2 separate regions of the Homo sapiens genome follow, and region 1 is linked to region 2. A link is a loop called in an ENCODE intact Hi-C map of the cell type or tissue named here. Cell type or tissue: B cell. All regions are shown on one strand. Each heading gives the region's core, and the rest is flanking DNA. Links, peaks and the distances in the headings are about the cores only. Region 1 has its middle 75 kb from the start of WASF3. Region 2 has its middle 25 kb from the start of GPR12.

The links. A loop is a pair of places that touch in the nucleus more often than their neighbours do. Peaks named below come from ENCODE experiments on the same cell type or tissue, not always from the same donor. Only the 100,000 strongest peaks of a DNase experiment are listed, where the experiment ranks them.
Region 1: a loop joins it to region 2, with 5 times the contacts of the local background. A loop is called at or near these places in 1 of 110 quality-filtered maps.

What each region holds. Positions count from the first base shown.
Region 1 is chr13:26,479,844-26,485,221 of GRCh38, reverse strand. No RefSeq gene overlaps it. Among named protein-coding and RNA genes, the nearest start is that of WASF3, 75 kb to the left of the region's middle. In B cell, for the core only: CTCF peaks have their summits at 2,234 and 2,435 (motif pointing left); a DNase peak (open chromatin) is centred at 2,451; H3K4me3 peaks cover 370 bases.
Region 2 is chr13:26,782,929-26,788,306 of GRCh38, reverse strand. No RefSeq gene overlaps it. Among named protein-coding and RNA genes, the nearest start is that of GPR12, 25 kb to the right of the region's middle. RefSeq lists a silencer at 2,142-2,191 and enhancers at 2,892-2,941, 2,724-3,339. In B cell, for the core only: no CTCF peak of the experiment used is centred there; DNase peaks (open chromatin) are centred at 2,316 and 2,836; H3K4me3 peaks cover 1,382 bases; H3K27ac peaks cover 2,114 bases.

The sequences.
Region 1 (5,378 bases), core at 82-5,081, 300 kb after region 2:
CTGATGATTTTTCTTTTTTTCTTTTTTTCTTTTTTTTTTTTTTTTTGAGCCGGAGTCTCACTCTGCTGCCCAGGCTGGAGTACAGTGGCGCGATCACGGCTCACTGCAAGCTCCACCTCCCAGGTTCACGCCATTCTCCTGCCTCTGCCTCTGGAGTAGCTGGGACTACAGGTGCCTGCAACCATGCCTGGCTAATTTTTTGTATTTTTAGTAGAGACGGGGTTTCACCATGTTAGCCAGGATGGTCTCCATCTCCTGACTTCGTGATCTGCCCGCCTTGGCCTCCCAAAGTGCTGGGATTACAGGCGTGAGCCACCACACCCGGCCCCCTGATGATTTTTCAAGAGGCAAAGTACATACCTTCCCAGCAGAGAGGAGAGAAACCACTAAGTCAATCCACGGGGCTACATACATCATCAGTGCCTTGGCAGATACTCGCGGCCTTCTAGACCATGGCTCCTGCCCTATGGAGCCTGTCATTGGATCAGGTAGATCACACAAGGTGGCTGACCAGGCAGGTGTCATTAACTGCCCAGTGGGTGCAGAGATGCTGAAGCAATGAGTCCAGAGGCAGATCGGGACTCACCTGTGACCACGGGCACAGGTGCCTGAACGCCTGCTCCTCATTCATAAACCAGAATTCATCATGACACCCCCCTCTGAGGGGACGCACACCTGTTCACGGGGCTCATCTATGTCAAGCATGACTGGTACATGGTATTCACCCAATGAAGGAGGAGCGTGCAGAAACCCACGTGTGATCATCCATACTGTGCCCCAGTGGGAGGGAGCAGAGGGTGTCACGGGAGGGGAGAGGCTCTCACTCCCAGTATGGGTTTTGCAAGCTCTGAGGCTTGAGCCAGACTCAGGAAAAGCAGCACTTTTCGAAGGCCCAGACCCTCAGACCTCACCAGCACTTGAGAAGGAGCAGAGAGAACACAGACCAGCTGCCTGAGGTGAGGTGGACAGCCAGGGACCTGAGCCCTGCTGAGGCCTGCTAGGGACCCTTCACCACAGTGATCTCAGCCTGAGGAGACTCCAGGAACTCTCACTGCTGCCTTCTAAAGTATTGGCATCTTATTTGCAATGACCCCAGCCTTAAGAGCCTTCGTTTTCTGCACTAATTGAAAATATTTTATTAGTTTACATAGAAAGTTGCTGATTTTAGTTTTTCTAAGTAAAGCTAAGTGAGTTTCTAATGGGTTAAAAATGAGGGTGCAGACAGTGTAGACCAGTCAGGAGGGCTGGACTGAGGGTGCTGGACCCAGGAGAGGGTACAGGGTTGGAATTGTGGGTCTGCTTGATGGCAACAATGTGACCAATCTAATCTATGTAGCTCAGTAGTCCTCAAGCTGGGAGCGATTTTGTCCCCCAAGAGATATTTGACAATGTCTAGAGACATGTTTGTTCTCGCTAAGTGGGGAGGTGTGCAGCCGGCATCTACTGGGTGGGGGCTAGGGATGCCTGTCAGCACCCTGCAATGCACAGGGTGGCCCTACAACCAAGAACCGTCAAGCCCCAATATCAGCAGTGCTGCGGTGAGGAGTGCCGCCCTGGATGAAGCTGTGGTGCTCTGGTGAACGTATTAGCAGGTGGGTGTTCCCGGACACTACCCCAGAGATGATCAATTAGAATATTTGAGATAAGTTACCTCCTGCTCCCACCCTGCCCACCCGTATACATAGTACAGAGGTTCAGAAGCAGGCAGGCCCTGGACATGGCACTTAAACTGCTCTCCAAAGTGGAGGCTAACCACGGCACATATGTAACGATGGACAGGCTTTGCACACTGAAGTTTTCCAAACCTTTCCGAGCACCTGACCACATCAAGTCCTAAAACGGTCCTTTAAGTTCAGCTTTATTCCCCTTTTACAAACAAGGAAGCAGAAATATGAGAGTTTCACGTGCTCATGGTAGCAATATCTGCCAAGTGGCAGAATGAGGACTTGAATCCAGCACCCAGCTCATTCCCTGGTTGGCAACAACAAATGTTTGTTGATTGGATGAATGATTGAATAAATAAATTCAAGCCCTCTGACTTCAAAATTCATTTTCTCTCCACTCTTGCATGATACCTCTTTAACTATCTCATAAGGTACTTAGAAGATGTAATGAAACTAAACTTGTATGAGTTATGATAAAAAAAAATAGGAGCAAAGACTTGCTTTTTTCATACAACTGACTTTGAAGTTGTTGAGATATTCAAATCCAGTAATGGAAAACTATTAGTCTATGAGCCTGAACTTTCAAAGAAAGGGAAGAATGACCTGTTGAGACTTGAGCTGATAATAAGTGATGTTACTGAACAGCACAGTGTTCTCTATTTCCAACAATTGTTTATTTAGTGAAACTGCTTAGGCTATAAAGGGTTAAAAATCAAGGCTCATAAAAACAGCCCCAGGGACCAAGAATTTTCAAATAAGCACTTTAGAAGTTTGCCTCCTGGTGGACAGAGGGGAAACTGCAAACAGTGTCAGGTAAATGTGATGGTCTAAGTCAGGCAGCATTTCCCCTTCCTGTTTGTCTGAGGTTCTTCTCACTCAGAAAACAAGGAAGCCACTCTGATGGGCTGGACTGTGTCCCCCAAAGCTTCATGTGTTGAAGCCCTAACCCCTAGCTCCTCAGAATGTGACTGTATTTGCAGGTAAGGCCTTAGAAGTGGTCACTAAATTAAAATGAGGTGGTGACGGTGGTTTGGCCCTGGTCCAATCTGACGGGTGTCTTTTTTTTCTTTTTTTTTTTTTTTGAGATGGAGTTCCGCTCTTTGTTGCCCAGGCTGGAGTGCAGGGGCATGATCTTGGCTCACTGCAACCTCCGCTTCCCGGGTTCAAGCGATTCTCCTGCCTCAGCTGGAGGCAGTAGCTGGGACTACAGGCGCACCGACCACGCCCAGCTGATTTTTGTATTTTTAGTAGAGTCGGGGTTTCACTGTGTTGGCCAGGCTGGTCTCCAACTCCTCACCTCAAGTGATCCACCCGCCTTGGCCTCCCAAAGTGCTGGGATTACAGGCGTGCAGCTGCACCCGGCCTGACTGGTGTCTTTATAAGAAGAGATTAGGGCCGGGCACGGTGGCTCACACCTGTAATCCCAGCACTTTGGGAGGCCAAGGCGGGTGGATCACTTGAGGTGAGGAGTTGGAGACCAGCCTGGCCAACAGAGTGAAACCCCGACTCTACTAAAAATACAAAAATCAGCTGGGCGTGGTGGCATGCGCCTGTAATCCCAGCTACTTAGGAGCCTGAGCAGAAGAATCACTGGAACCCAGGAGGCAGAGGTTGCAGTGAGCCAAGATCACACCACTGCACTCCAGCCTGGGCAACAGAGTGAGACTCTGTCTCAAAAAAAAAAAAAAAAAAGGGATTACACGGAGACCCCAGGGGACTGTGCACAGGGGAAAAGCCATGTGAGGACACAGCGAGAAGGCGGCCATCTGTGAGCCAAGGAGTGAGGCCTCGGAAGAGACCAACCCTGCAGACTCCTTGATCTTGGACTTCCAGCCTCCAGCACTGGGAGACAATCAATGTCTGTTACTGAAGCCTCCCAGGCTGTGGCACTGTGTTATGGCAGCCCTAGTGGACCAATGCAGCCACCATTCAGGAACAAGTTTTCCCAGTGACAAGGAAGTTAAGCATTCAGTCCATTATCGAGCATCTATTCTTTAAACTTGTGTCTAATTTATGAAGGGGCCTCTTTGTGGTTAATTGCAGTCTAATTCAGATGAAGCCCAAACTATGCATCCATGTGAAAAGGTCGGGCCCTCACCATGGAGCTTACTGGTAGCACATTGTTGATTCAAAATGAGCATTTGCTCACCTGTCTGTGCCCCTTTGGGTCCCTAGTAAGACTATGTCTCCATTTGTTGAAAATTTTAATTTGAAAAATTTGAGAGCCATCATTTGTTTCTTATTGCAAAACTTATACACAAGTATTGCAGAAAATGTAGACCAGGAAAAATAAAATAAAATCGAATGAGTCCCTTGCAATCAGAGCTGATCCTGTTAACATTTGTTATTTCTCATCCACAGTGGGGTATTTTCTTTTCTTTCTGTGAATATAGATGAATAGCTTTGGTTCATTTACAAAAATGGGACCATCTTATACAGATTGGTTTTAACTTTTTCTCACCAATAATCTGTCATAAACAACTCTCCGCATCATCAAATATTGTTCTACAGTACCATTTGTATGGCTTTTAATCTTTTATTGCAATAATATATCTTAATTTAATTAATCTGTAGATGGATATTTGGTTCCTTTCTAATTATTATTATTATCATTGCTATTGTAGGAGACAATGTTATGATGAACAACTTGGTAGCCTTTGCTTATATCCATGATTATTTTCTTGGAATACTAAATTTTGATTTTTAAAATTTAACTTTTACCACTGGTAAATGGGGGAAAATCCCTATATTCCCAACCAATAAATAATCTAAACCAGACAGCAGGAATACAGTGATCATTGCTGATGTCTGAAAATATTCACCTTTAGACCGAATTGTGAGGATGATGGCAATTCATGGAGGATGGCTGGGAAGTTAATCAGCAGGGAGGAATGAGGAAGAAAGCAGGGAGAACGTCCACGCCTTCCCATAGCAAGGCTGAAAATGAAGCTGCCAGAAAACAAGTAAGGAAATAAAAAGACAAGTAAAGAGACCTAAGGAGTGGAGAATACGGTTGTTAAAAGGAGTGGAGTGAGAAGGCCGTGGTTTGAAGACCTGATATGACTGGCATGCAGAACGCTCCCGCTCCCCACAAGGCTGGCTGGCATGTCTATTGTCCACCGTGTGCTTTCGGGGGACTTGGAATATTTAGCTGGTTTGCCACCACTGCCCAGAGCCCCTGCCACTGATATGTGCGCAAGAAAACAAGAAGTATAACATTAGATTTGGCAAAGCATGAAAAGGAGGCAGAGCTGCTGCAGGAAGAAAATTCATCTAACACTTTATAAAGTAAAACAAATAAATGTGAGTGTTCTGTTTCACATCTCTGATCGCTTCATTCATACGGAAAATTCAAAATTATCTGCAATGGACATATATTCAGGGTGCCCAGTCTAGGCCATTTCTTTATCTACCACTTTGGCCAGAAAGGAGTGTGTGTGTGTGTGTGTGTGGATGTGCGTGCGTGGATGTGGGTCTGTGGGTGTGTGTGTGCGGGTTTGTGTGTGCAGGTGTGTGTGTGCGTGTGCACGCGTGTGCTTTAATTAACTGTATTAGCCCTTAGAAGAGTGATGCTTATTGTGTCAGAACTGGGCCAAGACTTCTATAGTGAAGATCACACAACTGGCTAGAAAAAGTTTCTTAGGTATGCAAAGCAAGCGCATTCTAGGAGAATGTTTGAAGCTACATGTCCCGGTACCTGCCTTGCTGGCCTGG
Region 2 (5,378 bases), core at 112-5,111:
AAATCCTCCCTCATTATCATACAATTAGACCATTTTATGACCTAACAGGCCCTTTGAGATCACATAGCCTTGATGCTTTCAGACTGTTTGGATCCTAGAGTTTTCAGACTGCCTCAAGTTCCTTGGCAGTCCTCATGGGCCATCTGTTGACAAATGCTTGATGGTTCTATAGTCATTGATTCACTCATGTGGCAACAGTACGGGAAGATCTACTTATGCTGGCCACAGCATGCGGTATTGAAGATATGGCAGTGAGCAAAATAATTAAGGAGCGAATGCTCACAGAGGACCCTGCCCACATGGTATCTACAGACTGTGGGGAAGGGCATTGGTAAAATTCATATCACAAATGTAAGCTCACAACTGTGACACCTGCATGACAAAGATCTATACTGAAAAGAGCTATATTGCTGTATCTATTTAATCATGTCAAATAAATACATGATCTGACCCATCAGAAGATTCTGGAAAAACTGCCCTGGGGAGTCGGGGCTGACAGGAGGTCTAAGGATGGGTGTGCATTAGATGGAAGGGGAAGGCAGTCCAGGGGAAGGAAGGTGCATGCAAATGCTCAAGATGGGAGGGATTTGGGTGTTTTTGGAGAAAGAAGGTAGTAGGATAGAGTTCCGAGAGCAAGATGGAGTGTGGAGCAAAATGCAGCTAGTGTGTCCTATGAACCCCATTCTGGATTCCAGTATCTAGAATGGGGTTCTCAGAGCAATGGCAGCCACAGAGCAATGGCAGCCACAGAAGGGGGTTTGAATAGGAAGGAGCACAGGGCTGGTGAAATTAGCATGTTTGCCTTCACAAGCTGTCCCTGGATGCAGAGTGGAGAATGTTCTGGAGGGCACCTCGTGAATGCAGGCCCCCAGAGGCAGTTATGGGAGTGGTTCAGGGAAGACACGAAGTGACTTGGACTCAGGAGCTGGTGGTGGAGGAGCAGCTGGAACAGGCACGAATTGCTGTGTGACTCCCAACACACAGAGCAGGAAGTGCTCCATTTCTTTTTATTCCAAACCAAACCAGATTTGGCTCCAAGTGGCTACTCATCCTTGGGAGCAAGTGACAACTTGGAGCCAGACTTTATTTGACAGTGTGACTCCCCAGCCCTCCCCTATTCCTTGGGTCACTCCGGTGCTTACCCAGTCAGGAATAATTGGGAAGTGATGTCAGAGAATTTTTCCTCTGCTTTCAGGCTATTTTCATGCAGAGAAGATTTAGTATGAACTGTGTCTTCTCCCTGATTCCAAAATGAATTTGGATCTGCATAACCCAAAATACCAGCCATCTGTTCTTGTCTAAAAGTCAAAGCCACACCACCAGGCGCTGACACCTGGAAACATTTATTTGAACTTTTTTTGACCACAAAAAATAGATTGCTTGTAAATCACACCTATCAAAGATTCTAGCTTTTCAGTTGCTATAAAATGTTACAATTGCCACCAAAAGAGGGCATTCTCTTATCTGTTTAAAACAACCCCACACAAGCTACCTGGAAATGTGAATGCAGTCTCTTTTCTGTAGCAGGGGCTGCTGGTCAGCAGTTCACTGAGACATGGGCTTTTTGTCTTGCCCTTCACTGACTATTTAAAAGTGGAAATCTCTGCTACTTGGACCAACTCCCTATGACTTCTAGGGCAAGGGAGCCCACAGTTCTAGAACCCAAAGGCCTGGTTGTCCATGCCACCAGGAGAAGATGAAAGAATACCTTTTTCCATTGGTCCGGCAATTCCTGTAGTGACAGTGCCCACAGACCAGTCTGGGAAGGCTCGGGTGTCCACTCCAGCCCCAGCTTTCTTCTGAATGGCTTCCTACCCAGAGGGCATGTTTGTACCACCTGACCCCACCTCCGTGAGTAAGCTGCTGGGATCGAGAATTCACACCTGCAGGGCTACTACATGTGCAGGTTGTGCTTTGAAGAAGACACTTGGCCTAGAGGGCAGTTGAGGTCTGAAATCCAGGCAGTGTTCAGCTGCCGAAAAGCATGTACTTGCTGGGGGTGCCACAGCCTGGGGAAAGGGCTCCTTTTTGAATTAGTCCACCCAAAGACAAGCCCTTTTAGAATCATCTGCTCTGGAGGGGAATCTCTTCTCCAATTTGCCTGCAGGTGATAGGGAAGTGCTGGGAAGGGAACAGCTGGTCCCTTTAAACGATACGGGGAAGGGAAGTGCTGGGTAGAGGAGGGCGTGGTCCCTGGCTAGGGCTCCACCCCCACCGACGTCGGGGAGGACAGGCATTTCCTGCCCAAATGCCATGCCCCCATCCTGTGCCTATAAAAACCCGGATACCCTAGTAGGCAGACACACAGACAGCTGGATCTCCAGTGCCTGCATGCCGGCAGGCCACCGGTAGAAGCCGAATGATGCAGAGTTTGGCTGAGGCAGAAGCAGAACGATGCAGAGTTTGGCTGAGGCAGTCTGAGGAGAGCCCAGGCTGCTGAGCCGCTGAGTGGCCTGACTCCAGGGAAAAATCTTCCTGCTCCATCCCCTTCTGACTTCCCTCATATGCTGAGAGCTACCTCGACTCAACAAAACCTTGCACTCATTCTCCAAGCCCAGGTGTGATCCGATTCTTCTGGTACTCCAAGGCAAGAACCCGGGATACAGAAAGCTCTCTGTCCTTGCGACAAGGTAGAGGGTCTAATGGAGCTAACATAAGCGCCTATAGACAGCAAACTAAGAAAGCACCCTGTAGCACATGCCCACGGGGCTTCAGGAGCTGTAAACATTCATCTAGACACTGCTGTAGGGTCGGCGCCCCACAGCCTGCCCGCCTGTAGGCTCCCCTAGAGATTTGAGCAGCGGGGCACTGAAGAAGCAAGCCACTCCCCCATCGCACGCCCTGCGAGGGGAACAAGGGAACTTCCCCTTTCACAGGCACTGCAGGTGGTAGCACCGGCCATGGGCACCTGACCCAGAGGGTTGAACAGTTGCTGCAAAGTTCTGTCCGTTACAAATCATCTATACAAAACGAGGAGCAGCCCAGGCAGGCAGAAAATATCAGAGTGAGAACATAAGATGTAGGGAGACTGAGGTTGACCAAGGGACAGGGCACAAGGAATGCTGTAGTGATTGGGTGTGTCAGGTTGCAGCAGCAGTGGTGTAGCTGAATCACACTGGAGATAGAGCCTGAGCCAGATGCAGTGGGGACCTCCTGCTTGGGGGCTGTGACCGCGTTGCCTGCACACCCCTGAGCTGCAGCACCACCAGGCTACTGCCAACTCAAGGCCACTGCATAGGGGTTGCCATTTCCTTTTTCCTCTCCTGTATCTTAATAATAAAAGGTACCACGTGGGACAACCTAAGGCTTTTCTTGGTCCTGGAACCTAAGAGTACAGTAGCCAGCGGAAAGTCTAGGAGCTAAGTGGAGAGAAGCACAGAGTGTTCTGGGAACTTCCACGGTAACGTGACTAGAGGCAGGTCCATGACTAGGGGTGGAGTGGGCTTCCTTTTCCTGTCTTGCTTCCTCAGTTCCAGTGCACAGCTCCTCAATTGCAGCTTCCTGGCTCTACTGCACTTACCAGCCTGTCCTGCCACCAGATCACCCCTCCTGACCGGGACAGACAGTGGGCATGTGGCACCCACAGAGGAGACATGAATCTTTATCAAACTCCTGTTCTAACAGAATTTCTTGTCTAACAAAAATTGCCTTCACAAAACTTACTGCAATCACAATTGTTGTGTTTGTTGATTTACTTTTTGTCACCTCCCCTACGAGGTGATGAGCTTTCAGGGATGGAGGCCTTTTCATTGTGCTCACTGTTGTATTTCTCATGTCCAGAGTGCTCAATGCTTACTTACCGAGTCAAGTTAAACATGCCTTGATACACATCAAAAGGAATATGGCTTTCTGCAGAATAATCACCTTGGTAGACATTTTTCCCTAAACGTTTTAAAACAAGGCTTCTAAAATTGTCTTCAGGAAATTAATTTAGAGTATTCATAAGAAAAAGAAGACTTGATGCTTTATGCATCCAAGAGTAAATGAAACACAGGGCTATATTAATATTTACCAAATCAGCTGAAATCCAACTGCTTAGAGAGATGCTTTTCAGTGGCTGACTCGTGTTTTTAACTACAATGATCCTACTTTTCTGGCCTCTGCATATCTGAGTTTGTTAAAGACAGAAAGCCGATCCCCTGCTTTAAGAGCTAAGGTTCCAATCTTATTCAAATGGTCATATCCATCTGTCCTGATGTAAGAAAACTATATTTACGAATATGCTCATGTTTTCCTTCTTATGAGAAAAAAAATCCCTAGCAATACATAAAATTCATATTATGCTTTTATTCTCACTTTCATCATCAACATTCAGATTTAATTCCATAGACAAGCTTGCCCATACTTGGTGTGTACGTGCTTCAGGTAGCAAAGAGAATCCATCAGCCCTAGGGTCTCAAGTCCTGGCTCCTTCCTCAAGGCACCTATGTGACTCTGACAACGACTTCTGCCCTAGTTCTATGGAAATGTACGTTCCACAGTAAGATTGAGTCACAGCCAACTGAAGACCACCGAGGTCACCTCTCAGCTCAGCCCAGGCTTTGTATGGGCTCCTGTGGGACCCTCACTCAACAAACAGCTGTGGGAACCCCAAAACTGGAGGGGATCCTTGGCTTCCCCCCAAGGAATTAATTAAATGAATTCCAGGTGAGACTACACCTTGCCATTGAACTGAAGGCCTTGGAGCCTTCTGGGGCAACCTGAGACTCTTTTCCCAGCACAAGTTTTGCTGAGTGTCAGAGGAGCTCCATCTGACATGGCACAGAAGCTCTTCTTAGCTCCACAGCACATTTCATGGGATTGCACACACCTGTGAGGCCAGTGTACTGGGGGCTCCCAGAGTGAGGCAGGTTGTGTAGGGCTGGTCCTGGAGAGGCAGTAATCATGCGCCCAGCCTTCCTGCACATTTGCTCTGGCAGGAGCTGCATCTGCACAGTTCTGCACCTTCATGGTCATGGTCACAGGGCCAGCTCCACCACAGGATGCACATGAAGTGCAAAGAACATGGGCCTGAAAATCAGATGCTCTGGGATCTCTGCCCTGAACTCCTGACCTTTGGCCATTTAGGCTATGAACTTTGCCATTTTGACTTTCGGCATTCCTGGTTCTTCAAGCCTGACTCCCAAAATGTAACCAGTGTCCCCCTTACACCAGGGACCTCCCTGTTTCCCAGGCTCTGTCTACTCTTAGTCCTGGCCCCTGACCCTGCTCTGCAAACACCCACTTGCTGGGCAAGGGATCAGGCCAGGGTGGCAGGAAGCTAGGAGGAAGGAGAAGGATTCCCTCTCAGCAATCACTGATAGCAGCAGTCGTATGGGAGATAAGTCAGAAAAGGGCTGAGAAGAGGAGTCAGGGACTCTCAAACTGAGCCTAAATTC